4 separate regions of the Mus musculus genome follow, and regions 2, 3 and 4 are each linked to region 1. A link is a loop called in an ENCODE intact Hi-C map of the cell type or tissue named here. Cell type or tissue: left cerebral cortex. All regions are shown on one strand. Region 1 overlaps Ubash3b (ubiquitin associated and SH3 domain containing, B). Region 2 overlaps Ubash3b (ubiquitin associated and SH3 domain containing, B). Region 3 overlaps Ubash3b (ubiquitin associated and SH3 domain containing, B). Region 4 holds the start of Ubash3b (ubiquitin associated and SH3 domain containing, B).

Region 1 (8,000 bases):
CCCTGCACTGGGAGAGCAAACACGAAACCCTCGATTCTATCCACAGAAACATGGGAAGCCAGATGTGGTGGTACACAGCTGGAATCCAGGAGCCGGTCACAGGAAGATGAAAAGTTCATGGCCCAGACTTAGCTACAAAATAACTTTGAGACCAGCTTGGGCTACATGAGACCTTATTTCAACATCAACTGTACAACAAAATAACCTACCGACCCAACACTCTTCAACTTGGTGAATATTGTCATGATTCACTATACAGTGGCTTCACTCCACTACATCCACTGCTACGCAAGCAATGAATGGTCAGATCCAGATAAAAGCATGCATGAGTGGGGAGCTCAGAGGATGAAGGGTGCTCTCTTAGATCTGCACCGACGGAGATGGAGACTACAAAGGGCTGCCTCTACAGTTCAGTGTGAACAGGTAAGTCCCTGGGAGTCAAGGAACAAGGCATGGGCAGCTCTTCAGCAGGTCAGCAGGACACAAAGAGGTATCACATTTTCACAAGGGATGCAGGGGGCGGGGTGTTCTTTGCTAGAAGGGTCCATTTCTGCACGATCCTCTACCTCCTGTCTCCAGCCCTCTCCTCTGCAGAGGGTACCATCTGATCTTAAAAGTCCTCCCCCGACCCCCGGATGTTATAATGTTGAAGGCTTGGCTACCAGTCTGTGGTACCACAGAGAAGAGGTGGGATCTCTAAGAGGTGGAGCCTACGGGGATGAATTTGGGATGTGCCTTTGAAGGGGACCTTGGGACCCAAGCCCCTTATGCTCACTCCTCCTGCTTTCCGGCCCCCTTGAGGTGAGCAGGTTTGTTCTGTATACTCCTGCCAGGATGCTTTGCCTTACCACAGGTCGACAGGCTAAGGATCCGACCACCGTTGGCTAAAAACTGTGGAATTATGAACCAAAATAAATTCACTCCTTTTTGTAGGCTGAGTGTCCCATCACTGTCTCCCAATTCCTGTCCTTTCGACTTCTGATATTGAGATTCAGGACCGGGCTGACAGCCGTGGGTGTTTACCTGTTTTGGATGCAGCCTCTGCAGCAAAGTCAGCCGCGAACTTCTTGAGGACTTCAGCGCTGTCTTCCTTCACGAAGAGCCCGATGAAGTTGGAGGAGGTGTACAGCTCCAGGGGCAGTGGGGCTGAGAACTTACATTTCCATCGACTGACAGTAGTCTGCAGGGCTTCCCCCAGAGCATCCACCTTGCTGTCCTCGCACTGGGGATGGAAAACAGACAGGCGTCATTATAGTGGGGGGGGGGGGCGGGGAAAAGCCTGCAGCCCCTCGGCACTCAGCCTGCCCCCAGAGAGCAGAGGCTGATGATGCAATTACTTAACCAGCATTCCTGTCCATGAAGAAGGGAAGAGCTTTGGGATCTCAATTATCCAGACACTGATTACCCATCCATCCATCCATCCATCCATCCATCCATCCATCCATCCATCCATTCATCCAGTGGGCAAATGAAACTAAGAAATGCATCATGACACCTCTTGCCCTCCTCTTGCTCTGTTGTGATCCTGGGAACCTTGCCAGAATGCTACCCGATTTGTTAAGCAGAAAACAAAACCCAGGGCTAGAGGTCCAGTTGTTGGTTAAGGGAAACACAGTTTCAGAGTAAATATTACGGTATGGTAACAACAGCTAGAAGCCACACAATGTATTCTTGAAAATTGCTAAAAGGGTGGATTTTAGATCTGGGAACAGGGTGCAGGGTTGGAGCCCTTTCTTAGCATGTGAGAGGCCTTGTGCTCAATTCACAGCCTCAAGGGCAAGCAAGAAGATGAGGGTAGTAGGTGGTCAAGGAATTACCACAAGCCAACAAAGACGATAGGCAGTGTATATAGGAACTGGCTCAGTCAACATCCTATAATGCTTACATAAATCAACAGTCACACCAGATACCAAAATCTGTCAATTATGTAAGTTCCTGGAGCTGGGGAGATAGATGGCTCTCAGAGGCTAAGAACACTAGCTGTTTGTGGATGGCTGATATATGCTCGGCCTAGGGAGTGGCACTATTAGAAGGTGTGGCCCTGTTGGAGTAGGTGTGTCACTGTGGGTGTGAGTTATAAGACCCTCATCCTAGCTAGCAGCCTTCAGATGAAGATGTAGAACTCTCAGTTGTGCCTTTACCACACCTGCCTGGTTGCTGCCATGTTCCTGCTTTGATGATGGTGGACTGAACCTCTGAACCTGTAAGCCAGCCCCAATTAAGTGTCGTCTTTATAAGAGTTGCCTTGGTCATGGTGTCTGTTCACAGCAGTAAAACTCTAAGATACTGTTCTTGCTGAGGGCCCACATTTAGCTCCCAGCACCTACATGATGGTTCACAAGGCTCTCTCACTACAATTCCAGGGCACTCAACACCCTTCTCTGGCCTCCGTGTGTACCAGGCATGGGACTAGTGCACAGACCTACACCTATAAACTTAAAACAAAATGTAACCATAATCTGGAGGGCGGAGCAGAGGGCGTCGCAGAGTTGGTAGAGTGCTTGCCTAGCATGCAGGAAGTGAAGGCTTCCATCTCCAGCCCCACATAAAACTGTGCGGGGAGAAATATTTCAGATGTGGTGAGGTCACATCTACAAACTCAGTACTGAGAAAGAAAGCGAAGGTGGGAAGATCAGTAGTTCAAGGTCATGCTCAGCTTGACTGAGTTCCAGGTTAGACTGGGAGACTTGAGACTCTGCCCCCTGCACCTGCACCTGCCAAAAAGGCAGGCTAGGGAGATGAATCAATGCGAGTGGGAGCTTGCTTTGGAAGCATGGGGTCGGGAGTTTTAATTCTAGGCATGGCACCCTGGAGGTATATTGTGTTGAGTCTCCTGGAGCTGTAGTTATAGACAGTAGTGAACCATCATGTTGGTGTTTGTTAGCGCAACACAGGAAATTTGAGGTAGTTGGAACCCAATAGCTCACTTAGTCAGTCAGCCTGTTCCCCCCGTCCCCCAAAGTGAGGTTCCAGTTCAACTAGAGGCCCTGTTTCTAGAGAATAAGGTATCTGAGATTCAAAGGAGGACCAGGGAGAGGAGAAGGAGGAGTGGGGAGATTGGGGGTGGGGGTAGACAAACAAAGAAGTAGGAACACAGCCTCTAGCACTCTTTCAGCTGCTCCTCAGACAGCTGCTGTCTTCATCACCATTCCCATGATGCTTTGGAAGAAGAAAGAATGAGGCTGTGGAGCGGTGACATCATCCACCTACCCTCTTCGGCGGGTTGGGAGGAAGCATGAGTGTCTCTAAACCCTAACTGCTTTCCTGCAAGATCCTGGGATGATTCAGAGGAAGTGATAATCAATTTAATTTTCAGAGTGAGTTGCTAGAGACAAGGTGTTAGGAACATGTTATTTACCTGAGACACACACGAAGTGAGAATTCTATCCAGAAGGGGGGGGGGGAAACCAAAGCAAAATATATTTTTGAAAATCGTTTTAAAAGGCTACCATCCTGCATTGTGAAGTCCGTGTGAAGTCAACTGCACCACTGTGGGGGTGGAGGTAAGGGATGGATGCTTCAGCTGTTGTGCTGTGGAGGATTGCCTTAGCCTGTAAGCAAGCTTTCCCACAGCTAGGGCGTGGATGAGGAACTGTGGCAGGAGAGAGTTATCTCTCAGTCTCTAGAAAACTCTAGTAAGACCTCATGCTGATATCACGCGAGGGAAGTGGCTTTTCCTGTCTGTAAGCCACTTATCGTGATCCCTACTCTCTCCGTTCCTTCCCCTCCCCACCCAGAGAGTTGGCCAGGCATGGTGGTACATGCCTATAATCACACTACTGGGGAGGTTGAGGCAGGAGGATGATCAGGAGCTTCCTGTTGTCCTCAGTGATGTAGCAAGCTTCAAGCTAGCCTGGGCTATGAGGCTCTGTCTCAAAAATAAACAGGAAGAAGTGAAGCTCACTTGGAGTCTACACCATACAAGCACGAGGATGTGAGTTCAAAGCCCGGGACCACCTAAAAAAAAGCTAGGTGTGGTAGCATGCGCTTGTGATCGATCCAAGGATCAGGGAGGCGAGACTGGGGATATCTCTGGGGCTTACTGGCCATTCAGCCTGCCTGGACTCCTTAGTGAGTTTCAGGCTAGACTACAAGGTGGATGGATGGCTTCTGAGAAATTACATCTGAGTTGGATAAGGTGCTCATGTGTGCATTCACACACACACACACACACACACACACACACACACACACACACACACACACACACACACACTCACACTGATATTCCTATCCTAAGAGTGGAGTGAATAGACAGTAAACACACATGAAGAAGCTACATCAATGGCTGACAGGCCAGATTTCTACCCACCAAGGGTCAGGCTTATCTATCCTTCCAGTTGTAGAAGTATATCACTGTCCTCATGCACTGAACCCCGATGTTCTAGGGCCTCAGCCGATGCCAGAAGACTGAAAGTAAGGTGAGGCCTTCACTGTGAACCACACTGACCCCTGGGAGGTCCACCCAGTGCTGGGAGATCCTAAATATCTCCTTGGTCTTCCAGAAAAGCTCCGATCTTCAGTTCCGGTCCTCAGGGGCTGGCTGAGACACTGGGGAGACAGGGAGTGCAATGTGGCTCACCATGAAGAACTGGCAGAGAGTGATGTGGGGGAAGATGTTGTGGGCCTTGTTCTTCCCGCAGATCTGCTTGGACTGCTGCCAGAAGTCAGAGAGCTTCTGGGCTAATGGCCCTGTCGGGCGGAGGTAGAGGACATACTCCCGAGGCAGGGGGTCATCCAGGAAGGGGTCACCCACATGGGAGAACAACCTGTGGGAGATAAGAGAGACAAGAAGGCCTTGCTGGGAGGACAATGGATGAGGAGGAAGGGAAGAGGTTTCCCACCCCAGGACCACAGGGAGAAGGGCTTCCATTTGTGCTATAAGAATCCATCCTTTGAAGCTTACACACCCAACCAACTCTCAGATGGAGAGGCTTCTGTTCTCCCCATCCCACAACTCCCTAAAAAAAAAACCCAAGCCGCTCTCCAGGAAGCATCCTTGGGTTAACTCCAAATCTCTTCCCCACAGAGGAGTTTCCTTGCACACACTCCGTCCTCCAGCTCAGTCTACTCCGGAGCTCTTACGCCTCCAAAGCAGAAGGAAGGTCCAGGAGGGTGGCCTGTGGGCTTCTCCCAGGGAATGACATCCTGGTAAACGAGTGAGACATTTTTCTCAATTGGCCAGCTCAGCATCCACAGTGCACAGCGAATCTTGAGGTGACTGGCAGACCTCAGATAATGGGAGCCTCTATCTGGGAGGATTTTGAAAGCCTTTAAACAGATCCAAGGAGATACACACACCCTGGGGCCAGGGCAGAGGAGGCAGTCAGCTTGATAAATGGGCCTGTCTCTTCCCCTCCAGGAAGGGTCCAGTAGAAAAAGACTGCACACCCGCACTCATCACAGACACTCAGAGTTAATTACATGCTAGTTTCTCAATTTATTTATTTCATACCAACCAGTCACATGCTGCCTGAACGCTTCTTCCTCCCGTGGATGCCAGAGCTTTTTGTCTGCGAAGAGAAATCAAATATCTATTGTTAGTATTTTTAGCCTTCCCCTCAGCTCTTCTCAAGAGGGTGGAGTGGGCAGGGGCGACATCAGAGTTTGCCTTCCCTCCATGGCTATCTATGTGGCGTAGGAAAGATGCCTGCAGCAGGGGCTCCCTGAGGGTCCCAGGAAGGCAGGTGGAGTCATCAATTTCCATGTAATTAGCATTGGATTTGCATGCAGCCCGACATCCCGACATCCCACCATCTATTTTCAGTTGTTTCCACATTAGGGTTTTATTTTCACTTCCCTAAAAGTTGTCATGTCTTTGCTTTTTCTCCCTCGATTCTCACCCACTCATTCCCAATGACCTAGATCCCCTACTGAGCGGATTCTTACTCACCACCCTTGATGGAATGGGTGAGGAAGGACATGAAGATGCCGTGCTAAATAGCTACAAGGACACTTGCATAAACTCATAAAGGAAGTGATTCCTCTTCTTTTTCCATGCCCAGTGACCCAGGGGGATCCATCATCACTAATTATTTTACAGACATCTTTGGGGAAAAACAGAGCCAGGAGGTGCTACTACCAGTTACTTCTGGCGAGACTGCTCAAAGCCCTCCTGATGGGCCAGTAGCTACAGGAGACTCTCTACAGTGAGCCCTGCAAGGCCAGGTCTGTCAGAGCCACAGAGATCTGGGTTCACATCCTGCTCCCACTCTGGGTGCAGGGAATAAAACTCACATGGTCCCTGTCCCTGTGGAATTCCATCCAGTAGGCAGGAAGACAGAAGCTAGAAGCTAACTATCTGATTATAGTGGGGGTAAGAACTGTGGAGGGAAGTGGGTATGATGGCAGACATCTTTGATCCAACACTGGGGGAAGCAGAAGTCAGCCTGGTCTACTACATAGAGAATTCCCCACCAGCCAGGGCTACAAAGTGAGACCTTGACTCAATAGTAATAGTAGTAGTAATAGTAGTAGTAGTGGTAGTAGTAGTAGTGGTGGTAGTAGTAGTGGTAGTGGTAGTAGTGGTAGTGGTAGTAGTAGTAGTAGTAGTAGTAGTAGTAGTAGTAGTAGTGGTAGTAGTAGTGGTAGTAGTAGTAGTTATAGCAACAATAGTAGAAATAGAAATAGTAATGGTAATGGTAATGGAGGGAATGCCTGGGAACTTTGACAGCATACAGAGGTCTAATGACAGCACTGAGGCAGAGGCGCTGTGAACTGTAAGGTGGCAACTCACTGGGAGTGAGTGGCCTGGTGGTGAAAGACACTTAGCACCTCTACTCTGCCATCGAATCTAAAGATGGGAATTATTTCATGGAGCCTTGGCCAGTGCCTGACACATCACGGGTGGCAGCCAGTAAGAGATCATTTTCAAAGCAGGGCATCAATATTTGACCACTTTTGTGACCCTTCCACTAAGGGCTTGGAGTCCTTGGGCAGAAGGGAAGGGAAGGAATTCAAATTGAACTGTCACTCTTCCCAAGCATTCTTTTCCTTCTCGCCCGTGGAACCTGGCTCTCTCTCTTTCATGACCCCCCCTTCTCCATGGACCACTCAGAACCACGAGTGGGTGAGTCTCTCGGTCAGGCTGGGAGGGACCTCAGACATCATTTGTGAACCCAGTTTCTTCAGTCTCCCAAGCTAAACTCCAGTGGAGAGATGTGAGGAAGTCTGCTTAAAGCGAGCCTGGCTGAGGTACCGCTTAGCAGACGGGCTACGGTTCTACCATGGCTGAGAGCTAAGTCAGGCCCGGCTCCCCTGTGATCAGCTACCCGGAGCAGCACTGCGAGATACAGACTTAACTCACTGAGATGAAGTCCCAGAGAAGTGAGGCAGACCCCTGGGAAAGGAAGCTGGTCAAAACCAGTCAGAAGCAGGGAGCACTCATCTCTACTACCATACCTTTGACAGCTGTCCCAGGCTGAGACCCATGCCTCCCGATTTTTTTTTTTTTCAGGTAGAGAAGCCACCTAAACACAGAAGCCCACCAGTCAGGAGGAGTTGGAGGCCATTCAATGCCCCCAGAAGGACCCATTGTTCCAAAAAACAATTGGAATGAGAACTCATTTTCAGCCCAGACAATGTGCTATTTATATAGAGCATCCAATTTCTTTGTCTTGCACCCTTCCCCCCAATGAAATACAGCTGACTGAAATTTAATTTATTTCTTTGGAGGAGCCACGAGAATCCTCTGGAAATGAGAGATCTAATTAAGTTATGGTCTCCCTAACTTAAAAGACGTGTTTTGGAGAAGGTTCAAGGGGGTGGGGTGGGGGGAATGGATTGAGATAATGAAAGGGTTGAGTGTGATAAGTCTGCGATAAAGGTTAAAGAAACCCAAACAATTCTTTCTGCAGAACACAAGGCTGAGGGAGGAGAGTCACACCTAGCACACCCTGCCCAGTGAGAGTCAGCGGTGTTGGCAACAGTACAAAGGTTTCAAACACTGGTTTTAAACCTTTCTCTTTAGATTTATTTTACTTGTAGGTTTGTCTGCATGT
Region 2 (8,000 bases), 67 kb after region 1:
CTGGACAGGGTCAACTGTGAAGCCATTACTGGGCTTAGGGAGGACAGCAAGTGCCTTGCCAGTTGTGAGATTATCAGCGGGACAGCCACCAGAGAGCCTGTGACAGAAGGCTACTGGGTCTCTAGAGTGCATTTCCTACTTCATCAGTAATCCTTCCTACCCAGAAAAATGTGCTTTCCCCACAAGGTTGAGGACTTGGCTTTGATTCCTGAGAAACACATAGAACCAGGCATGATGGTGGCTCACATCTCCAAGCCTGCTTCTTGTGGAAAGTTGAGAAGTAGACAGAAGAGAATTTAAAGTTGAAGGCCAGCTAGCATGGTAGACGCTGATATAAATAACTAAAAGAGCCTGTCGCAGACAAGATGAGGGGTGAGAGCCAACACTCGAGGTTGTCCTCTGACCTCTTCTCGAAAGGCAGCAGTCATGGGAAAACATACATACTTAAAAAAAAGGAGAGAGAGAGAGAGAGAGAGAGAGAGAGAGAGAGAGAGAGAGAGAGAGAGAGAGAGAGATCTGTTTTCCTGCCCACCACAAAACTAAAACCAGGTCATCATGTTTTAGAAACCCAGACATCATTTCCTCTGTCATAAAAGGCTGGATGATTGCCTACACAAAGCAAATAACACAAAAGAATGAAGCCAGCCATAGTGGCCCATGTGTCTGACACTTGAGAGGCAGAAGCAAGCAATTCTCTGTGAGTTAGAAGCCAGCCTGGTCTACAAAGTGAGTTCCTTGGCATCTAGGGCTACATAGTTTAACCTTGTAGAGAGAAAGGGAGAGAGAGATGGAAGGAGTGAAGAAGGAAGAGAGAAAGAGGGAGGGAGGAAGACAGGCAGGGAAAAATAAATAAATATTAGAATGAATACAAACTCAGAATTAGTAGTCAATTTTAACAATTGACCTGACTTTCATTTAATCTTGTTAGTTAAGAACGTATATCTTTTTAAAGCTAGAATCTGATGGTTTTGCTTCCTGCTTAATGGGGCTGTTCCCCTAAACCTAAGTTCTCATAACCCTCTGAAGTCTTCCTGACTCCGAGTGAGCAGGAAAGGGTCTCCCTGAACATCTGGGGGATGACAGAGTGTGTTGGCATCCTGCCCTGTGTGATGATGGTCTGCCTCTTTCTTCTTTCCAGTCCTCTCAAAGGATCTTGATTCTCCTAGGGACAGTCGCTACTTTCCCACCTGGGTTGTTTGGTGACGTCACACCCTTCTTGCGGAGCATCCACTCTGGCTACCTGTTAGAACTATCAGCGACAAAGAAGTAAAGGACCCAGCATAAGAAGTGAAGTTCCTGGAGGGGATCAGGGTTTCAACACGGCGGTATAAGGGCCTCAAATGGGAGGGGTCTGCATACGCCCGAGACAACGATTCCATGCTTCCTCATAGGAGAAAGCTATCAGGACAGAGATTCTAACAAGGCGGGCACCCTGAAGGTACAGTCAGAGGGAGGAGTAGGCCTTAGTCTCATCCCACCACCACTACCAACCCCAAATACCATGAGTTTACCCAAAGGCCGGCTAGTACATGATCAATAAGGGACTGTATGCTGAGGACCCCGTCCTTGAGGTTACTGTCAGAAGGAAAGCCCACATTTTGGAAAGCCCAAAGATGTCGGAAAGTGTGAGTATTGCACCCAAAAAAGGTTTGGAAAGGCTGACCAGCAGAACCTGTTGCTCCCCAGTGCCCTCTCTTGTTAGCAACGGTTCACGTTAGCATTTCCATGCCACGTAATTTCCCTACCGCCTTTCACCCTGTGGCATTCAACTCTTTGCACTTCATGTTCAGTATCCTGGAGGCATTCAGCCATGGTTGCACAAAGAAGAAGATCCAATTAGAACATTTCCCACCGTCTTTTTCTTTGTTATCCAAAGTCAATAAGATTCTTGGACCCTCCCGAGAAGCAACCATATTTGTTAATCCACTTGGACAAAAAGACTAAGAAATCCAAAGGAGAATCCCATAGCCCTGCAAATCAGCAAAGCCACGTGACAGTGTCAGAACCCGAGAATCTTCGATACACGCGCCCCCCCCCCCACCGTGTTGGTGTTCTTTTTTGTGATGAAACATGTTAAGTGAGGACCCATCCATTGGAGTCCTAGCAAATACAGTATCTTGGGTTATTGTTAGAATAATTCTGGGCAGTTTATTACTTGTTCAGGTGGGGCATCTCCTCACCTGTCAGTAGTCACTTCTACCCATCATAATCCAAACTATTAGCATCATGACCCAAAGTACACTGTTGTGTGAGCAAATGGACAGGTTAAACTTGAAGATGAAAAACTGAGAAGAAATCAAAAAGCTGGGGCTGGCAAGATGGCTCAGCCAGTAGAGAACTGACTGCTCTTCCAAAGGTCCTGAGTTCAGTTCCCAGCATCCACATGGTGGCTCACAACCACTTTTCACACCCGCTTCTGGTGTGTCTGAAGACAGCTACAGTGTACTTATGTATAATAATAAATAAATCTTTGGGCTGGAGCAAGCAGAGACTGAGCAAGCAAAATTAACCGAAGTGAGCCGGGCTGTCCAGAGCGAGCAGAGGAAGTAAAATTCAATTCCCAACAACCACATGGCGGCTCATAACCATCTGTACAGCTACAGTGTACTCACATACACAAAATAAATAAATACATCTTTAAAAAAAATCTGTGTTGACATTTAGGGGTATCTATTAAACTTAAAGAGAATCCTAAGTTTGGAAGGGTTTATTTGTGGCTTCTTGTTTGTAGCACTAGAAGGGTAACCATGGCCATGTACCTTTGTTTTATTTATTTTCATTTGTTTGTTCAGAGACAAGGTCTCCATATGCAGCCCTGGCTGCTTGTGGACATATGACCTTCTTGCTTCCTCCTTCATAAGCTGGGATCATAAGCCTGCATACCTACACACTTGGCTTCCAAGTAGGTGATCTTCTTGTTTTTAATTTAAAAATGCCCTCACTGTTTGCAATTCGGATCAGAGCTCAAAGGGAGAGAAAGAAGCAAAGAGCTCTCAGGGTGAAGCCATTCTACTGGGGAGTTTAAAGGCCCGAGAGGAAGAAGAGTAACTCCCCACCTCCTCTAGCCCTCACTGAACAGCAGGCCTGCTCCAAGGTGGGATGACAGCTACCTCAGCTTCTCCCGTTCCCCCAGACACACACACAGCATGTTGGCTCTTCCCAGCTGACACCCGACTGCTCGCAGTGCACACCTGTGAGCCCAGGTGTGTAAGGCTGCTGGCAGGGACACAGTGACAGCTCTGCCTCTGCTATGTGGGTGCCGCTGCTTTGTGGTTGTCATTAGCAGTTCCTCAATCGATTTCCAAAGTTCAATCAGAACGCGTCCTCAGTGCACGGTAGGTAACAAAATCCTCTGAGACTTATCGGTAGATGTGAAAAGCAAATGCTACAGTTTACCGGCATTTCAGAGAAGAGAGAGTAACAGTGGAGACGTTGAAGGAAATGCTAAGAGCATGTTCCGGCAGCTGCTGGGCAGGATGTGAGCATCTTTCTGTGAGCATCTGCACCATGCTCTTCTGAGTGAGCGTTCTTTGAATTCAGCGAGCATATGATTTCCACCTCTGTTAAGATGCAGAGGGGAGGAGATTTGTCGCACCTGGTGCCAGTGTACTGGAGAGAGAGGGGGTGAGTTATACATTTTGGTCCAGGTCTGCCCATTGCTAGCTCGGTTTCCCTGAGCATATTCCCTGCTCACTTTGACCCTTGAAGTCTTCCCTTCTGTAAAGTGAGACTAATGCCTGTCCGACGATATACTGAATGGGTTAAATGAATAATCTGTGGGCAGCAGAAAACTTCGAGATCCTTATCTCCATTCTACTGGACAAGAAACCCCTTAGTCAGAGACCAAGATGGAGAATCAATCTGAGCACATGGTTTCCACATACTACACACTTACACTGGGCACTTCTGGCACAAATGAGCAGCGGTAGGTAGCTGGGCTTGGTGGTGCGACGTCTGTAACCTCAACACTTGGGAGGCTAGGGCAACAAGACTGGGATTTCAAGACCAGCCGGGGCTACAGAGTGAGAAGGGAAGAGAAGGAGGTAGGGGAAAAAGAGGGGGAAGAGGAAGAGGAGGAGAAGGAGGAAGGGAAGAGTTAAAAGGAAGAAGAAAAAAGACAAGGAAGGAAAAGAAAGAAAAAGACAGCAAAGATAGCCTAAAGCAAACATCTCCAACAGGGTGGAGAACTTGCATACAAAGAAGGGTGGGTGGTGAGGTTTGTGGGAACACGGTGGGTTAGAGGGTACTGTAAGTTCTGGCTGGTGTATTAGAACAGTGAGGCCCCAAATAGTACCCAGTATATTCTGTGGTCTGTCTAATGCCCTCCCAGATGCCACCTCCCTATTATATTCCATACTCTCCCATACCATAAGTGTAGTTTTTACTAAACGATTGCATCTATCTGCTTTTCTCTCCTTGAGCTTTATCTGACAATCCTGTTCTCCCATAATCCTACAGCCTCCTTAAGCTGTTCCTTTCTACCTACCGAAGGAAAATGCACAAATCAACCTGGTCCAAATGAAGCAAGCTACTAAACAACGCTCACATGGTTAAGCCGAACACTCCACTTTAGGATATGACACTTCAGTGTCTTGATTAACACTTAGGGGGCAGCGGTGTAGTCATGTACAGTGACGGAGACTTGTGTCTTTGTGTTATCCGGCGACACGCGCAGACACACAGCACAGTCAGTAAAGGACAGAGATGAATATTTACTGATCAAGTAGCTACTACCTGGCTGGGATTTTCAAGGGCCTGGTTATGCAAGGGTGAAGATATTTATGTCTCCTCATTAAAGCTTCAAATTCCTTTTGGAGACACATTTGTTTATCCCCAGTGGAGTGATGAGAACTGGAGCTTAGAGATCCAAGGGAACTGCATGGTAAGTGAGTGGCGGAGCCTGAATTTGAATCTAGGTCTCTATGATTATAAAGTAGCCCAGTCCAACACCCACATTCTGCTGAGGAGGGAACCAGAGTGGCAGCATGACCACTCTATCCCACAGGTCAAGGGCAGGGCTAGGGCTCCACAGTGGAATTCCAGTGGCAGAGGGAGGATTCCATTCAGCTCTGACAGTTGAAAAAGTTGTCAGTATTGAACATGGTCTCCCTTTGGCCCACCCACAGCCGTATAGTTGTGCCAACTTTTAGTCTCAATTCCTGACACCCTCATCTTGCTAACACACTCCAAAAAGAGCTGAGCCTGGTTTTGCTTTGATATAAATAAATTATTCCAAGCAACCTGGCGGGAGTTGCCAACTGGTGGTAGCCTGATCTTCACTTGAAAAAACAACGCAATAAACCACCCTCTTATTTTAACAGCTAGCACAGGGCGGGGCAGAGGAACCCCCACCCACGCTTGCTCTGAGCAGCAAACGTGCAGCTACTGATGAGAAAACAAGATAAGGCAGAATATCTGTCAACACTCAGGCCTCCCCTAGAGAAGGACAACTGTGTATGTGTGTGTGCTCTGCACAGAAGGGAAGCCAGAGGCCAGGCAGCCACCTGGGATGCTTTTGTAATGTGGCCAAGGCACCAAGCACGGCCTACAGAAGAATGGCCAACAGCTTAGATACATAGGCAGGTTCCTCATTGTATAAGTTAGCCGAAGTCTTGAAGGTGTGTGTGTGTGTGTGTGTGTGTGTGTGTGTGTGTGTGTGTGTGTGTGTGTGTGTGTGTTTGTGTTTAGTGACTGGGTGTCCAGGAGAAAAAAGCCTGCCTGCTTAAGAACTAAAAACTCAAAACCCGCTAAGGATGGATGTGTCTAGGAGCTTCCCAGTAGCTTCTATACAAGAACTGGAAATGAGATGCACACTCTACTTGAAATTGTTTTTGGCATGGCTGAGTGAGATGCAGGACGCAGTGAGTCGATACAAGACTCCGGGAAGCATCTTTCCCTGTCTTTTTGAATGTTATCGGTCCACTAGGGAATGAGGTATCCAAACAACATACCCTCGGCATTAAGAGAATTACTACACATAAAACATGGCATGCAGAATGTTGGTGAATAGAAACAAGAAAAGGAACAAAGGAAAAGTGAGCGGAAGAGATGGGGGCTGGGTCAGAGCAAGTATAGCCACTTAGATGTATAAAATACCATAGTGAAACCCAGTGTTTTGCATAATTACTTCAACAGTTATAGAAATTAAGTAGAAAATAAGAGAAAATTCTACACATTGTGTGTGTGTGCATAAATGCAACAGTATCTAGGTAAGTATGAATGTTCACTTTCTCTCTCATCTGTCAGAGAATAATAGGTCACTACCACAAGACCCAAGGAGACTTCTCAGTGCAGGCCACTTTTAAACATTATTAAGAGCCACTGTGGGGCTGGGAGCATAGTTCAGTTTGACTAACATGCATGAAGCCCAGGGTTCAACTCCAAGATCACATTAATCAGGCTTGGTGGGGCCATGTCTGGAGTCCTAGAATTCTTGAAGGGTGGAGAGAGGAGAATCAGAAGTTTGGGGACAGCTTCAACTATATAAGATTCTTAGGACAGCCTGGGCTACACAAAAAATATGTCCAAGTGGAAAAAACTTATGAAGAAGTGCAGGCGTATCCATGACCACCAGCCTGCTATTCCCGGGCACAAGAGAGTACTACCAGTTACGTCACTCAAAGCCACAGTTTCCAACTCCTTCTAAGCTTCCTCCAAAAATGGCAGGGTTAACACAGGAATAAATGCAGGGTTTCAGTTTGCTTTTCTTTTGTGAAACAAGATATTACTTGGTAGGCCTGGCCATTGACCTCACAATGTAGACCAGTCTGGACTCAAACTTACAGAGGGCCACCTGCCACTGCCCCTTGAGTGCTGGTATTAAAGGGCATACGCAACATTAAACTGGGCAAGGTTTCATATTTTAAAGCAGATCAATTGTCAGACTGGGTGTGTGGCTCAGTCGGCAAGAGTGCTTGCCCAGCATGTGTAAAATGCTAGGTTTGATTTCAACCGGTTCATAAAACCAGGTGTGGCAGCAAAACACCTGTAACCCCAGAACTCTGGAGGCTGAGTCAGGCACAGCCCTGTGGGGTCAAGACCAGTCAGCGATCCCTGGTAAGATCACGTCTCCAAAAACAAACAAGTAGATCAGCTGTAAAGAACACACGAGGTCAGCCTACATTAAGCACATGCTGAGAGGCCAGCTCTACCATAGGAATGGGGGATGTCAAAACCAAGATGACCCAGGAACTCTGACACTCAGGGAAGCCCCAGTCCAAGCAGCTTTGGCCCCTGAGTTACACCTGCTCTCTTCTGCCTTCTCCCTCACCCCACGCCTGTTCCAAAAGCTGACTGATAAGATGACTGCATTTGAATCTGTATTCTATTTTAAGATTTCCATTAGAACTCATTTGTTTTTACTCAAACAGAGTTTGAAGTGAAGTTTACATGGACGCCAGACATGGATCGGAAAACCGATTTGCAGTAACAATGAGGCAAAGGCCAGCTGTATTGAAACACACGTGTAACCCCTGCAGCAATCAAGAGGCTGAGGCCAGCCAGGATACATAGTTAAAACAACAACAACAACAACAACAATAACAACAACAACAACACAAAAGCAAAAGCAAAACTGGACCTGTGAGATGGCTCAGGAGGTAAAGGTTCTCAATGCTGAGTCTGAGAATGGAAGTTTGATCCCTGGGACCAACAGGATGGAGGTCCTGAGAGTTGTTCTCTGACTGCCATTCATGCACTAGAGAACACACAGGTGCACACACACACACACACACACACACACACAACCGAGCAAACAAGTAAAATAAATCAAGCAAAAAACCAAACAACCCTCACCCTGATCAACCAAAGAAAAAACCAAGAACCCTGGAAATCAGGCCCCCTTGCACGAGCTACAGTGGTGTTACAGACCAACTCTCACCTCCTCTCTGCTTTGCCTGATGTCACATTGCTCATCCCCAAATCAAGCCCCATTGTCCACTCACCAAGGGTGCTCCCTAATCTATCACAGCACCTCAGATTCTAGGATATCACAGAGGAAA
Region 3 (8,000 bases), 55 kb after region 1:
ACACACACACACACACGCATTGCAACGTGCGCATTCGTGCATGTGTGTGTGCATGTATATGGCTGCATAAGGACATGTGTGCACATGTGTAAAATTCCAAAGTGAATGCTGAGCATCTTCTTGGATGGCTTTCCACCTTATTGATGAATGGTCTGAGCCTGGAGTTTGCCATTTCAACTACTTTAGCCAGCAAACTTGGTCCATTTCTGTAAGTTTCCGCTAGTTCCAAGAAGTCCCTACCTCTCCTTCTTAAGCACAGACCTACAGGTGGCCACCCCACCCACTCATTTCCTCCTGGCTGCGTTCTGGGCATCTGAACTCTGGTCCTTGATCTTGCATAGCAAACACTTTAACCACTGAGCCACGTCCCCAGCTCCACTGTGCAACGTTTTGCTCTTTAAAAGTCTGGTAACTGTGCTAGAGAGGTAGCTCAGTCAGCAGTGGGCTTTGCCTTCCATACCTGAAGCCCTGGATTGGACCTCAAGAGCTGCAGAAACCCAACATGGTTCCATATGCTTGTGTATTCAGAAGGTGGAGGCAGGAAAATCAAATGTCCAAGGTTTCACAGTGAGCTTCAGGCCAGCCAGGACCCTGTCCCACTAACAAAATCTACTACTAAGCATGATGGCTGATGCTGACCTCCCAACCCAGCCTGGTTCTTTCCCCTGTTTCCTAGAGTCAACATCCTGTGAATGCCAGACTGGCATCACAACCATATTTCTTCCCTTGGTTTTGTCATCTCCAAGTAGGAGAGTGTTCCTCTCCTAGACCTTGGGTCCCTCAGTGAGTTACTTTTACTGATGTCAGTAAATCTGTTGGCCACACTGACTAGGTCACTAGTGTTGGCTAGCTGGTGCTTGGATTCCAGTGAGCTCCAACCTGGCAATGGTAATTTTGATCTTGTTTTTCTGCAGCCAAAACACAGATATTGGGTGAAGGATTTCTCATTTGGTAGAGTGTTTGCCTAGCATGACCAAAGCTCTGGGTTTGATGCCCAACATGGCATAAAACTAGGTACACTAGACCATGCCTATAGTCCCAGAACTTGACAGGAAGAGACAGGAAGATCAGAAGTTGAAAGTAAAACTTAGCTACATTCTGAGTTCGAAGCCAACCTAGGGATGTGTGAGCCCTTTTCTTCCCCAAACCGTAAAGTAAAATAAACCCTTTAGTAGCCCCTTCGAGCTCTGTTGGTTCCATCTCCCACCTTCCTTTGCCTGCTCATTCCACTGAAACAGCTAGTCTAGGCATCATTTCTTTCTTTAAAAAAAAAAAGATTTCAACTTATTTATATTCATCATTTCTCTAATCCTCTAAACATACTGCTGCCCCAGACCGTTGATGTCCCCTGGTCCCCCTGCCATGACTGTTCCTGTTACGGAATCCACGTGGCTTCTGAGTCCTTTATTAGCTTAACGGACATTTCTGTAACAAATAGAAATCCCTTCCCTTCCTTCCTGCTTTATTCTTTTCCAGATTACTCTCTGAGATACACACATTTTTATTGTGTGGTCTCTTCCCTCTAGTATGATGGCAAAGAGATTTTTAAATCACATTGACTCCTGTAACCCCAGAGACAAGGCCAGCATCTGGCACACAGTAGGTGTTCAGCTAGTATTTGATAAAAGGAAGATTAGTCCAGATCAGGTGATTTTTGTTTGTTGGAAGGGATTTCTTTTGCTTTCTTTCATGTAACTCAGGCTGGCCTTGAATTTCCTACACAGCTAAGGGTCATTGACCCTGAACTTCTCATTCTCTGTCTCATAAGCGCTGGGATTACAAGCATGAGCCACACCCAGTTCGTGTGTTACTGGGGATCAAACCCAGGGAGGGCTTCTTGCATGGTAGGCAGGCAGCCTGCAAATGGAGATACATCCCTAGCCTTCTAGATTAGTTTTAATAACAGGTTCCAAATAACCAGGCCAGCTGGTATTTTGTTAACTTCCACACTCTTAAAAGCAGGGGTGTGGTGGCAGGGCAGACAACTAGGCCTTTGTTTGTTTGTTCGTTTTGGTCATAATTACTATTTCCTCGGTGATAGTATTTTCTGTATTTTGCTCTAGCTCAAAGCTTCCCTGAGGCTAGTTGACAGAGTGAACTTGCCTAAGAGTTCAGTGGTTCTCAAGATGATTTCCTTGTTTCTTTGTTGGAACGCCATCCCTTTAAGAGTCAGATCCAGACGGCCTGTTCAGCCGACTTCCAGTGTTAAAGTTATTTCCAGTGGTGCGTGGGTGGGAGGAGGGAGCTACGTTTGTTCCTTAGTGGTTTGGAAAGGCCTTCGAAGATGTCTTCCTTTCCTACCCAAGTCAGTTCATTCCCTTAAAACCCTTTTCCAAACCACGCAGCACAACCCCTTAGACTAGGCAGCCTTCAAGGCGCACTATCGGCTCTGGGTGACATTTGGGAGCATGTTTCTCCCCTCTTTAGGATGTGTCTTAGGAGAGGGTGACCTTTTCTCCTTGGGGAGTCACAGAATGATAGTCATACAGTGTTCTGTGTGGACTGACAAGATTCAGGCTTTTAGTTCTCTGGAGAGAGTTTTGCTCTGGCATTCACAGGGTGTTGACTCTAGGAAACAGGAGAAAGAGCCAGCCTGGGTTGGGAGGTCAGCACAGGAATTATCAGTATATGGAATCTATTCAAAGCCAGGAATATGAATAAAACTGATTTGGGAACAGCTGGGGATGTGGATCAGTAGGCAGAATACTTGCCTTGCACACACAATGCTCTCCATTGGACTCAGAGCACCATAGGAACCAGGTGTGATGGGGTTGCCTGCAGTCCCAGCCCTTGGGGAGAAGAGGCAGGAAGAGCACAAGAAGCTCTATATATAGCATCTGTACAGCAAGTTTGAGGGCCTTGGTTTTCAGCCTGGGCTCCTCCAATATTTAGGGGAGGAGATGAAATAACTCACAACAGGATCTGAGCAGAAGCAATTAATGGAGAAGGTGGAGAGAGGAGACTCCTGAAGGCTAAGTACGTTTAAGAAATCATGAGCCAAGGAGGACTCAGCCATCTTTATGTCTTGCTGGAGATGGAGGATGCAGCTGGCTGTGGACAGGGCGATGCTGTGATGTCAGTACCCTCAATAGGAAAGGAGACACTGAAAGTGGGAAGAGTAGAGAATGCAGAAAATGCGCTGAGAAGTTTTACTGTTAGTGTGTTTTATACCTTAGGTTTGGCCGGAAGGGGGAACAGAGGACATGAGCCCTCACTGGAAGCCCAGTTGCTCCTGCCGTTGGAAACTTCTCGACTGACAAGAGAAGCTAGTACTGATTCTGATGTCATGGGGCCTACGCTAGGCTTCTTACTCTTGGACTGACACAGTCGCAGGAAGCCAGTGCTGATGATGTCATGGGGCCTACGCTAGGCTTCTTACTCTTGGAAACTTATTTTCAGTAGAGAGGTTAGAGAGAGAAAGCAGGAGGGCCAGTGCAAATGTAAGATGTCGGAGTGTTGGGTCTTCCTAATGGCTGTTCCATCACAAATGTTAATGGCAAACTTTCACCTGCCCCCAGCTTCCCAGATAAGTTCAGCACAATTAGTAGATACTGGTGGATATCTAGGGCAGAGTGGGGACCTGACTTAGGAGCTATGGGGTCTTGAATTACTCTGACTTTTGATTACACTGGTTAAAAGATCTCTGTTAAGTGGGCGTCGGTGCTGCTCCCTGCTGTCTTCGGTTACAACTGAGGTCGTAGTTCTCAGGTTCTCAGAACAATATTTGACATGAAGACAGTGTTACTTGGTTTTGTATTTCCATTGCCCGAGTATTCGGGTCACTCTGCCGTAAGGAACACATTCTCCTTTTCCTTTCTCAAAATGCAGGTTGCGTGAGGTAGCCTAGCTTTTTATTTCTAGCTTTCTATCATCTTACTGGTCCCGTTCAAATAGTTTTCACAATAATAACAACAAAATGTGTTCATGGGTGAGACGTATTGTTCATTGAGAAAGCATTAAGTTAACGGTACAAAGTCCTTGAGTAAAGAAAAAAAAAACCTAGGACTGCAATTTTTTTCTGCATTCTACTATCACTCTCAATACAAATAGTATTTTACGAAGAGTCTGTTGAATGCGGTATTGATTTGTTTGTATGTTGGTCATAACTAATGGCTGGAGAGTCCCGTGATGCAAATTTTAAGGATCCCAATTTTAAGGATCAGGAGGCTGGTCCTCAAAAGTTGAAGGAGTTACTTGAGGCCAAATAGCTCAGCAGAGCTGAGAGGCAAAGCCAAGTGAGTAGACTCAACAGCCCTCCCTGGTGCCTCTCGGCACTGAATGCATATGCTGTGAACTGTCACAGAGACCAGCAGGACTTTACAACTCTGTAGATAAGCCTGAGACCTTATAATAGGTTGTTTGGAACAAGGAAAGTGACAACTGAATTAGGTCGAGTGTGTATATGCAGCTCTTCTTGGGTGGCTTTAAGTCCTGGGTGAAAGAATCCCTTATAGTTGAGTGGCAGGCTGACTGTAGTCTCCTGTCTGTCTTCTTTCCTTGGATTGACACAGATCTGAGCCTGAGTTTCCCCAGCACAGCTGACACCTAAATACGAGAAAATGAACAAGACTTGGGAAGTTCGGGCTCCAGGCTACTCTCATAGGGCTTCCTCGGGGCTCCCTCTGAACTGCCTGCCTGTGTCAGCGGCCTTGTCTTCTAGGTCTAATGTCACCCTGTCAGTGGAGAGAAGGGGGAAGGGAACCGGAAGTCATTTGCTGATGCTTGACCAGGCCCTGTGTGACTTCTCAAAAGCTAAGGAACCGCCACCAACAGCCACAGCAGTTCTTGGAGAACAAGACACTCTGGGCAGCTTAAAAGGACCTGCGGTGACACCCCCGGGGTGTAGCAGTGGAAAACAGACACACTTCAAGGGGCCTGTTTCCCCTCTGCTGAACATGGGGTACTCACAAAGCTAATTATAGCCACCATCTCCCCACCCCCACTGGCAGCAGCTGACATCACCAAGCCCTTGGGCTGATTGCAGTGATTCAACCACGCCTAATACTTGTGGCTGGGGACCACAGGTTTCCAGACTATCTGGGTGTGGCCAGAATACCTTCCTTGGGGCTACAGGCTCATGATGCCCTGAAGTGATTGTTTGGGGGAACCATAGACTAGGATCACTTCTTTGGGGGCAAAGAGCTGTATCTACATCAATCAGTATAGAATTTCTTTTAACTCACTAAACGGACAATACAACATGATCAGGAAGTTCCCTCCAAGTCTTCTCCCCATAGTCTCTGTTATTTCAGTTACAGGGGGTCCTAAGCAGTTCTTGGGATGAGAAATCAAGATCCAGAAAGAGGCCGAGGATGGACAAGGAAGACAGGATCTCTTCCCTCATCCTTACTTTAAGGCTCCGGGGAATGGTAAGATAATTGGAGGAAAATATTGAGACCTAGAAGACGTGGCCGCTGACACAGGCAGGATGTTCAGAGGGAGCCCCGAGGACGCCCCGTGAGAGTAGCCTGGAGCCCGAGCTTCCCAAGTCTTGCTCAGCTTCTTGTATTTAGGTGTCAGCTGTGCTGGAGAAACTCAGGCTCAGATCTGTGCCAATCCAAGGAAAGGAGACTGGAGACTACAGACAACGTGTCTCTCTATGATAGATAAACTGTGAGGCTGCGGCAGCCATGCCCATGTCTTAGGAGGAAAACAGGACCGTCCTTCCTCTCTCCCTTCCAGCAAGTTCTCTGGGTTCTGCCCTGCAGCCTGACCTGAGTCTCAAAGTAGACAATATGAGGTTGCCATCCTCCTGGGGATAGAGGGAGCTCATGTCTGTAACCTACATTTCCTTTTAGAGTTGACCAGGTTAAAAACTCTAAGCTGAGAGTTTCTGAGAGACATCCTCAGAAGATCAAAGGACATTCAATGTCCCAAGGCATAGAGGGGCTGGAGATTTCCTTTCAGGATGTTCATCGTCCCTACCTGTACCCCAAGTTTTCTCTTCATCCTGGACCTCAACAGGCTCCACCCACTGCCTCCATGGTGTGCCTTCTACTCCAGCATGGCCAGAGAGTGCCTGTTTAAGTCCTCTCCCCACAGGGTCTGTCCCTGAAGGAAGCTGCTGGACCCGTGACCACTTTAATCTCCTCTGTTTCTGGAACCTTCTTGAGGCTGGAACATGCAGATTTGACTAAATTTCAAGGAGCTGAGGTTCATAAACCCCTAATCTCAGGGTGACTGGCCTGATAGTCAGAGGACCTTGGTGGAGGCTGAAGAACTCACCCTGCCGGGTGAGAGCGCAGCTGCGAAGCACACGCTGCATCCTGCAACGCAAACAGAAACTTCTGCTGCCTGTTTGGAATTGGGTTTTGTAATTATTCCTTGCTGAGGGAGGCAAAAGCTGTGTACATCAATGTGATGACTTCGGAGGACAGAGAGAGAAGCAGAGGGGGCTGAGGGGTGCAGAGAGGAGGAGAGCAGTAGTCAGCACTGTGGACTTCCTTGGTGGCTCTCCAGAAATATCTGCCATGAAAGATCAGTAATGCTCCTCAGAGATGAGAGCCCCTCGCTACTCACAGTAGTCAGGAAAGGCCTGCTGATGCAAAAGCTTACTGAATGGTGTCTGCAGACACTCATAACATAGCAAGTGTAAGACCTCATTCCTAATGGACATTAGCAGCAACAGTACAGGTCTTCTGATGACAACAACCTCCCATCAACGATGGCAACCATGCAAGTCTGTTCCGACCAGAGTGCTCCCCAGAACTGCCTGTCAATAACAGGAAGAAGTAACATTTCTTAGGTGCTATTTACGTGTCAAGCACCATGGAAGCACTTAATGTGTCTAGCTTAATTTTCAGAGCAACTGTGACGTAGGCATTAATTAGTATTGTCTCATTTCATACATGAGCAATGGAAAAACTAAACAATAAAGTTGTACCGGCAGTATGTGAGACACAAACACAAACACAAGCTTGCCTGAAATCCGTCTTTAGCCATCATCCTGCCCCATTTCCCCACGGTCAATTGTCATGGCATCACTGTGAGCAAGGATGCAAGGAGGAAGTAAATATACTAACACTAGAATCTCTAAGCTTACTGATAAGGAAACTAACTGATGTTGGGGTCGGGGGAGTGACAGGTTGGTAAGTGATTGGTCCAGCACCATACAGTTCAATAGCAGCATAACCAGCATCCAGAGCCAGCAACAGAGCTGGTCTTGTGCTGCCTCCATTCCATCTCAGCATCTCTGGATGATGCTTTTAGAGTGAAGGGTCCAACTGTCAGTTGACCCCTTTTAAAGTAAAGGCAGGAGAATAAGTTCAGGAGGAGTTCCTTGTCTAATCCTAAGGCTTGGATAAGGAAGGGGATTTAGCTCCGGGATTTACTTAGCAGGGCTAACCAGCTTTCTGAGTCTCAGCTCAGAAGTGCAGGAGTACCACTGTTCCTTCACCCTGGGGGAAAATCCCCACTGTGGAAACCTACCTGCTTCTAGAAAGACATACTCGGTGGGCTAGTCAATGTTTGTTTGGGGTTTGGGTCAGGAGGTGTGTGGGACGCCTACTGAGTCTTCCCCTGGCTTCAATAGTGAGGTTCTTCAGTTCAGGATACTGTTCTAAGGCAGAAGAGTCTCTCACCACCCTTAGTGTCCTCCCTGTGTTCAACAATGATGCAGAAAGTAAGGAAACACAAATGACCAACTAGGACCTCATGGTGCAAACCTGTCCATCCCTCTGGGACAGGATGGAAGAGAACATCAGAGAGAGCCAGGGGATCCCTCTCATGTGCCTTCCTTCTCCTCGGAGGAAAGAGCACACAGCCCCCGGGCGCGTATCTATCTAGCTACCCTTTCAGAGCGGGAATGAACTGACTCCCCAGCTCCTCACCCCGAAGTTACTCATCAGCCACCACCCTCTGGGGCACTTGGAGGACAATGTGGCCATCTGTTTTCCCTGTACACTCCACATCCGAATAGTGAACATAAATTTATCTCCTAGCGCCTTCCAAACGCGCACAGCTGAATTCCATTGCTGACTTTGGCACTCGCTGCTGGTATC
Region 4 (8,000 bases), 110 kb after region 1:
AAGCCACAGAGAACATACCCCGAGGTCACCCTGGTGGCCCAGCCAGGCAGTCTGCTGCTTTCAGCTCTGTCAAGCACTTAACAAGCCGGGGCTTATTAAGAGCATTCCCCTGACAAGGCTCCAGCAAGGCCCTGGGGTTAAGTCAACTCCAGGACCAAGCATGGTACAGCATAGTTCAGAATGGAACCTGGGCCTGCTGGCCTGGCCTCTCTGTAGCCATCCAGAGTCCAGTCACTGTTATACCCTGAGGAGTCTGGCCGGTAGCCCCGGCTTCAGCTCCTTCTCCTCAGAAGGCTAGAAGGGTCTCTTTTCATCTGCTACATCAAGACTTTTCTGGGACCTCAGGGTATGTCCTCTGTGGTTTGTCACTCCTCTCCGAGGCTTTGTCACCTCACATAACCTTCTATTCATTCTGCTCATTCCTCTCTAGGCAGGACTGGATGCTCCAGTGAGTATTTCTGGTCAGGTAAGTCTGGCAGTCCTCCTCCTCCTCCTCCTCCCTCTCCTCCTCCTCCTCCTCCTCCTCAGCTCTCCACACAAAGTTAAAAGTCTGCCCTCAGAAATCTGCAATAGCTGTCTCTTAACGACCTGAGTCGACCCACTAAGGTGAAAGGCAGACACTTGTGTCTTTAGGGTGGGATAGGGACCCCATTCAAGCCTCCTTTGGAGCCTTGTGTGGAGACACATGTGTATTATCCTACCAATGTGGAGAGAGAAGAAGAAGCAGGAAGACCAGGAAATAAAGGCCAGCTTCAGCTTTATAGTGAATTCAAAGCCAGCCTGGAATATAGGAGACCCCATGAGCATGAAAACAAAACAAAACAAACAAACAAACAAAAAAGCAAAACAAAACCTGCTCAGGACACTGAATTTGGTCAGGTGACACCAAGAACACCACTTCCTGTTAGGAGAAATTTAGCTAAGAGCAATAAACCCCACCTCCCACCTCCCTTCCTTAGAGCTTCTCTGTTTCCTCTTGGATAAAGGAAGGGAGGCAATAACAGAAACAGTAAAATACTTTGTGGTAGGCTAACTAATGACTCTCCAAAAGATATCTATGGTCCCCCGCCCCTTCCAGGTTTGTGTGTATGTGTGTTGGTTTTGGTTTGGGGGATGTTGTTTTGTTTTGTTGTTTGAGACCGGTTTTTCTCTGTTTAGCTCTCTCTGGCTGTCTTGGAACTCACTCTAGATCAGGCTGTCTGCCACTGCTTCCCATGTGCTGGGATTAAATGGGTGAGCCACCACTGCCAGGTGCCTATGTCTCAAAGAAAAGACTTTACAAGAATGACCTTATGAACCCTATAGGTGGAACAACATTATGAACTAACCAGTACCCCGGAGCTCTTGACTCTAGCTGCATATATATCAAAAGATGGCCTAGTCGGCCATCACTGGAAAGAGAGGCCCATTGGACTTGCAAACTTTATATGCCCCAGTACAGGGGAACACCAGGGCCAAAAAGGGGGAGTGGGTGGGCAGGGGAGTGGGGGTGGGTGGATATGGGGGACTTTTGGTATAGCATTGGAAATGTAAATGAGTTAAATACCTAATAAAAAATGGAAAAAAAAAGAAATTTAAATAAAAAAATAACTAATTAAAAAAAAAAAAAGAATGACCTTATGACGTTCAGGAGTGACTTTGACATGGGTAATTATTCCGGATTACCCACGAGACCACAGGGCAATCTTATGCATTCGTGGAATACTACTAAGCCATGAAAACTAACAGAGTCCTGCCATTTGCTGATGACAGGGATGGACCTGGAGTTGATTGTATCAAGAGCTTACCATCAAGCTTGCTGTTCTGTGTTTGCTCCTTGAGACCCATGTGATACAAGGAGAGAACTAGACTTTCATAAGCTGTCCTGCCTGCCTGCCTTTCTTTCTCTCTCTCTCTCTCTCTCTCTCTCTCTCTCTCTCTCACACACACACACACACACACACACACACACACACACACACAGAGAGTTTTCTATATGTATCATAAAAGACACCCAGAGGGTTTAGTGCAAAGAGAATACAATTAGGGATACAGACCGGGTGGAATGAAATGGGGTAGCCACAATCAAACAATTCCCATGAGCCACCAGACGCTCTCCCCCTGGAGCCTTCAGAGTGAGAACAACCTCACCAACACAGTTTCACCCCAGGGAGAGCAACTTGGAACATCTGTCCTCTAGAATATGGAGAGAATGCATTTCTGCTGATTAAAGCCATCCAGCCTATAGCCATTTGTTTGTTCCAGCAGCTGATAGAAACAGATACAGTGTTCCGACTTAGTGCCTGTCTACATCCACACAGAACCTCATGGCTCTTCCTTTGAGGTCTGACAGTGCAGACAGCAGGCCTGGGTTTGAGTCTCTGCTTTCCTCCGAACTAGTGTGACCCTAAGTATGTTGTATAACCTCTTTAAACCCCAGCTTCCTAGGTCATAAAACAGGCATGGAATATGTCTTCACTAAGCTGGGTAATGTAAATAAAGTGTTTCCAAGCCTCAGTAGTATGTCGACAGTAATCTTGCTCTTGTGCGGTCTCAGGGATTAAAGAAGAATTAATCAAGCCATCATTTTAGTCTGTCATGACCGGAGCAAGGCCTCTGAGGACCACAGAAGGAAACAGACTGTTCCCTTAAAGCCCCGCTGAATATCAAATATGAACACATAAAGAGCCCACTGAACCACTTCTTCGTTTATTTAATCAATTTGGGTCCTTGATTCTGATCTCACCTCAGGAATGGCAGCTGCCTGGAACTAAGCAACTTCTACAGTACATTTGGACTCCGCTCTGGTTCTCAGGAGGCTCTAGATCGCCACCCATCCTCAGGGCCTTCCATGGAGGACCCCCACTTGGCACCCCATGCAAAACCCTTCATATCTTCTCCAGGTGTTGTAGTGTTTTGGAAGTCAGCAGAAAGCAGAGGTCTCGGTCCACTTTGTAGCCTTTCACGGAGCGGGCCAAACAGCACTGCAGCCTGTCTGAGCAGGTTGGCTAGGACGATGCATTCCTGAATAGGAGTCTTCTCTCCTTAGACCTCCCCCACGTTAGTAAGGAAACAAGGCTCCCAGTTAGGACACCTGGAGTTACCTCGTGAATGAAAGCCGAGGCAAGAACGAACTTACTGACTCGACCCTATCTGATTAAGTTCGCCCAACTCTTCAATTCTGGTGACGTAACTGAAAGAGAGAGCAGCACCTGCCACCATCCCGAACTTTGTGTCTCCACCGAGGAAATAAGCAAGCCAGGAATTAACCAGAGAAGGCGACGGCTTTCTATCAGGAGAGGTTCCAGCCCCTTGCCCTGGTGTGCACCGGCTCCAGAGAACTGTTGCAGGCTGTCGCTGGCAACCCTGCTCTTCCCAGAAGGCTACAGCTACAGCCACCTGTGCTCTCTTGCCCTTCACCTGCCCACCCTCGGAAAGGAAGGAGGAGGCAGGAGGGCAGCCCCCCCCCCAACCCCGCCCCATACTTTTGAGCACCCACAGCTTTCTGCGCTGCCGTCACCACTGACGAGAACCCTGGTCCCCTGGAGGAATCACTTCTTCCCATTCCATCCTCTCTTATCAATGAACACGCAGCGACACCCACGCTCCCGCTCCTCCCACTCCGGAGGGAGCCGGGAGCTCAAGAGCGACATCCGGAGCTGGAAGCCTCTGCAGCGGGGGCGCCGGCCACCCTGCCCCGCTGCCCCTCGCCTTTCGCCAGCCACCAGTAGACCGACCCCTAACCTCCGCTCCCAAACAGCTCACCACTCTGGATGGATAAGGGATCCAAGTCCTCCAAGGGACCCGCCTCTCCCGGGCTTAATATAAGAGACCTCTGGGGGAGCGCGCGCGAACCGCCCAGAGCTACCAGCGAAACCCGGGATTCGAACCTGATACCCCGGCCGTCCAGCATCCCCAAGCAATCCCCTAGCCCGACACTCCCGCCGCCAGCGCGCCCATCGTGTTCCCCTAAGCAGGTTTCAGGCAGCGCCAGGATGGCGAGCCGGAGCGAAGTCGAGGGTCGCGGGGCCCAGGCGGGTGACTTACGCGCGGGCGCGGGGAAAGCCCATGGACAGGAGCACGTCCAGCGCCGACCCATGCTTGACTGTGCCCGGGCGCTGCAGGCGGTCCCTGCGCGGGGTGACTTTGCTGTACAGCTCCTCGCGCGCGGCCATGCCGAGGGCTGGGGTCGCGGTGCCGAGTGCCCGCTCAGTGGCCGCCCATCGCCCGCGCGCCGGGGACTGGGGGTCCGGGGAGGACGGTGGGGGCGGTGCTCCCAGATCTCCGGGCGGAGACTGACGCTTCCTGGAGAGGCCACTGGAGCTCGGCGCGGGCCGGTGGCTGCTGCGGGTCCGACCTCAGCCCGCGGGGTCCCGGAGTCCCAGCGTTGCGCCGCTGCAGCCTTCTCTGTCCTCCGCCCCACCAGCTTCTCCTCCCCGAGCTGTCCGGGAATTTGCAATGAGTAATTTTTGAATGGATCAAAAAGGAAAAGCAGCCTTGTGGGCAGGCCCTGCCTTGCCTGCGCCGGGCCCCGCCCCTCTCTTAAAGCGCCCGCGCCGGCCCAAGCTGGGCTGGCTGGATTACAGCCAGCCATAGTAGGAATTGCTTCTAGACAGAAGGTCTCCAGAAGTAGGCCAGTGTGCTTGGATTCGCAGAGCCGTAGCTCTGCCCTTGGCTTGCATATCGATCCATCTGGGCCTCCGGGCTTCAGAATAGCCCATTTCACGTTTCATTTGATCATTGGCGAGGTCAGTAATGGAAACCCTCTGCACGGATGGAGGAGAGGTCCAGAAGGCTAAGCCATAAGACCCGGGAAAAGGTGTCACTTCAAATTGATCTCGCTAAAGTTACAAAGTTGTTACATCACTGTAGGCCGAGTACCTCACAGCCCTCAGTGACTGACTGGACAGCGACTTCTGGAAAAGGGCCTCTGATTCTTGGAAATGGAAGGACCTGAGAGGGCAAAGGCCAGGAAGGAAGGGAGAAGAGAAAGGGGAAGAAAAAAGGGAGGGGAAGCAGAGAAATGAAAGGCTAGGAGCTAGAAGGAGAAGGAACAGAGAAAGGACACTAATTATAGCACTTCCGAATGGAAAGAGCTGACTTTCATGAGTGAGTGCGCACCCTGTCTATAAAAGGGTTCTGAGTCGGGAGTCGGGATCCCTGCTGCATAGGAGCCACAAGTGAGCTCCCACCCCCACCCCAGTAGGACCAGCAACCTCCACCTCAAAGAACAGAAGTCATTACTGCTGTTGCCTGTTAAAGCTTGATCACCTGGAGACAAAGGCATTGTTCTCAATCAAGAACCAATCCCATTTGGTGTAATAGAAGAGGCACAGATCTTCTTTCGGGGTGGGGGGGTGGGGGCGGGGGGAGTGATGATGATGATGATGACGACAATGATAATACCTAATGTTTATTGGATCCATTTGTGTGCCCATGATTGTGCTGAGCATAATGGCTGAATTAACTCATGGGCCTTTTATGGCGCCCTTGAGGATGCCTACCTGTATAGCCTCGTTTTTTTAGAGATGAGAAAATTCAGCTCAGAGGGACAGAGGAAAACTGAAGAGCTCCAGCGTGAAGAGATGGAACTTTGACTCCCCGTGGTGCCCCGAACAGGTCACCTCTTCCCCCAAATGGGTTACCTCTACCCCCAACATCCTCGTAGTCCCATCTATACAGGGGTAGTCGGTAGCTCCAGATTCCCCAGGCACTAAAGCTCTTTCCTGCTTGCCTACTTAGAGTGCAGGGAAGGGGGAGGAGGGTGACCAAGATGGATAAAGCCCTCGCCATAGCTTTAAATGTTGCTTTATAAGGCACCCAAGAAAATGAAAGTTTAATCCCCTGACCTCCCATCCTCCACTGGTGTTTCTTCAGAGTATCCGTGGCATTTGGAAGTGGGAAGGTGAGACAGAGGAAGCCTGGGTAGGAATTTGCATATTTCTGCCTAGTGTTATGAAAGAGACCAAGGGCAATTCACATTTCCTAGGTGGGGGAGTTTCTTCTTCCCAGCAGAGGAAATGTCTAGCTAAGGCAGTGGTTGGAAGCAGCTTAGAAAACCATAATCCATAGACTAGCCTCCTTGGGATGTGTTCAGGAAAGTCTACTGGACAGTACCCAGCATTCTAAAGTCTTTTTTTTTTTTCAGATATCTGGGCTTGAGCCAGATGATCTGGATTTCAATCAAGAGAAAATACTGTCTATGGCAGCACTTTGTGCATCCAAAGCTGTGCACAGAACAGCGGCTCCAGTTTAGTGAGCCCTCACTAGATAATGGTGCTGTCCTTAGGGTTGTGCATGTGTGGCTCATTCTGTCTGTGCTTTGGCCGGATGCTGAAGTGACTCTCTCTTGAGAAACCTGCACCCATGTCCTAGGTATGTACTGTCTTCTTGCTAAGAACTTCTTTCTATCAATGCAAGAGCTTAAAGTTACATTGTGATATTTTCTTTTACATTTTTTTTATTTTTTTATTCTGTGTGTGTGTGTGTGTGTGTGTGTGTGTGTGTGTGTGTGTCTTTACAAGAGCACAGCAGTGTGGGTGTGGAAGTCAGAAGATAATTTGCCGGAATCAGTTCTCTCCCTCTACTGTGTGAATCCCAGGGACGGGACTCAGATCTTCAGTGTTCTTCTGAGCCATCTCACTGCGCCAAGTTTTCTTCTTAAATTCCAACTTTGGGGGAGGGGGTGTGTTGGAAAGATGGCTCATCCCTCTCGAGCATTTGTTGCTCTTGCAGAGGACCCAGGTTCAATTCCCAACTCCTACAGGATAGTTCATAACCTTCTGTAACTCCAGTTCCACGGAGTCCGATGCCCTCTTCTGACCTCCGTGAACACCAAACATGCATGTGGTACACAGACATGTATGTGGGCAAAAGACACATAAAATAAAATGAATAAGTCTGATAAAAATAAGCTTTCATAGTAAGCCAACAACCACTTACTGTTTTGACGACAAAGAGGATGCCAAACCATAAGACAGTTGAGTCTGTCTGTCTGTCTGTCTGTCTGTCTGTCTGTCTGTCTGTCTTTCTTTCTGTCTGTCTATTGTTTGTGGCAGTCTTCCTGTGTAGCACAGGTTAACCTCACACTGAAGATCTTCCTGCATCAGCCTCCTTCCAAGTGTTTTTATTGCAGACCTCTGCCCCCCTCCCCATGCCTCCCATGCTCTGTGTGATTGCCTTCTGTGCCCCTTGATACCGTTTGTTGGAGCTGTTTCTCTGGACAGTTTGCTTCAGTTGCTTTTCCCTGCCTCTGGAAAACTGCAGGGCAGAGAAAATGATGGGCCCCAAAACAGTTGCAAGGAGCCAGCAAAGGCCGCTATTGAGAACCTGTCACCTTCAGGGCAAACTGCTTTCTGTTCTGTCTGAGGGCAGTTTTTGCAGAAGTCCCAGCCTGGCTCCTCACCCTTCCTCAGCTCAGTGCCTGGACTTATTTTAATTGGGACGCTGCTATTTGCTGGGCACAGGGCTAGAGGGCTGGCAATGAAGATGCATTGTGCTTTAATTGCATTGGCTTTGAGAGGCGAGGAGAAGCTTTATAAACATCCATATTGTTATGTTACAAAGGAGGAAGAAGAATGAGGGTTCATCTGACAGTGTATCTTATAGCTGTGGGGAAGGAGGAGGCGGTGGGGGTGGGGGTGGGGGGGGAGGGCTTGCACAATGACAGAGCTGACGCATCAGTACTAAGCTGCTGTTCTCTCAGAGGAAAAGCAAGTTGTCACGTCCCTGTGCCCGGTAGTGTCAGAATCCACCCAGATCACAAAGCTCTTTTGTTTATGTGAATACTATTGCACTTCTTGTTACTGGCCCCAGCCACTTTCTTGCAATAGGACTTCCACAGAGACCATAGAGATGCCCAGAATGGGATCAGCTGACTTCACTTCCTCCTCTTCCTCCTCTTCCTCTTCCTCCTCTTCTTCCTCCTCCTCCTCCTCCTTCTCCTCCTCCTCCTCCCCCTCCTCCTCCTCCTCCCCCTCCTCCTCTTCCTCCTTCTCTTCCTCTTCCTGCTCTTTTCCTAT

The links. A loop is a pair of places that touch in the nucleus more often than their neighbours do. Peaks named below come from ENCODE experiments on the same cell type or tissue, not always from the same donor. Only the 100,000 strongest peaks of a DNase experiment are listed, where the experiment ranks them.
Region 2: a loop joins it to region 1, with 2.5 times the contacts of the local background. A loop is called at or near these places in 6 of 42 quality-filtered maps.
Region 3: it touches region 1 in a loop (2.1-fold over the local background); 8 of 42 quality-filtered maps call a loop at or near these places.
Region 4: it touches region 1 in a loop (2.3-fold over the local background); 6 of 42 quality-filtered maps call a loop at or near these places.

Annotation. Positions count from the first base shown.
Region 1 is chr9:41,045,858-41,053,857 of GRCm38, forward strand. It overlaps Ubash3b (ubiquitin associated and SH3 domain containing, B), which reads right to left. Exons shown (of 14, transcript NM_176860.6): 2 at 5,460-5,513; 3 at 4,583-4,769; 4 at 1,024-1,222. Among named protein-coding and RNA genes, the nearest start is that of Crtam, 45 kb to the left of the region's middle. In left cerebral cortex, no CTCF peak of the experiment used is centred here; DNase peaks (open chromatin) are centred at 3,177, 3,613, 4,664, 5,019 and 3 more places; H3K27ac peaks cover 3,064 bases.
Region 2 is chr9:41,112,853-41,120,852 of GRCm38, forward strand. All of the region lies in intron 1 of Ubash3b (ubiquitin associated and SH3 domain containing, B), which reads right to left. Among named protein-coding and RNA genes, the nearest start is that of Ubash3b, 41 kb to the right of the region's middle. In left cerebral cortex, no CTCF peak of the experiment used is centred here; DNase peaks (open chromatin) are centred at 4,890 and 5,285.
Region 3 is chr9:41,100,596-41,108,595 of GRCm38, forward strand. The region is part of intron 1 of Ubash3b (ubiquitin associated and SH3 domain containing, B); the gene reads right to left. Among named protein-coding and RNA genes, the nearest start is that of Ubash3b, 53 kb to the right of the region's middle. In left cerebral cortex, no CTCF peak of the experiment used is centred here; DNase peaks (open chromatin) are centred at 2,224, 4,789, 5,558, 6,324 and 1 more place; H3K27ac peaks cover 320 bases.
Region 4 is chr9:41,153,273-41,161,272 of GRCm38, forward strand. Ubash3b (ubiquitin associated and SH3 domain containing, B) reads right to left here and starts at 4,790. Exons shown (of 14, transcript NM_176860.6): 1 at 4,027-4,790. The coding sequence starts at 4,154. It overlaps Gm35657 (a long non-coding RNA gene), which reads left to right and starts at 5,371. Exons shown (of 8, transcript XR_870644.1): 1 at 5,371-6,354. In left cerebral cortex, a CTCF peak has its summit at 4,399; DNase peaks (open chromatin) are centred at 3,140, 3,595, 3,933, 4,489 and 2 more places; H3K4me3 peaks cover 2,355 bases; H3K27ac peaks cover 1,455 bases.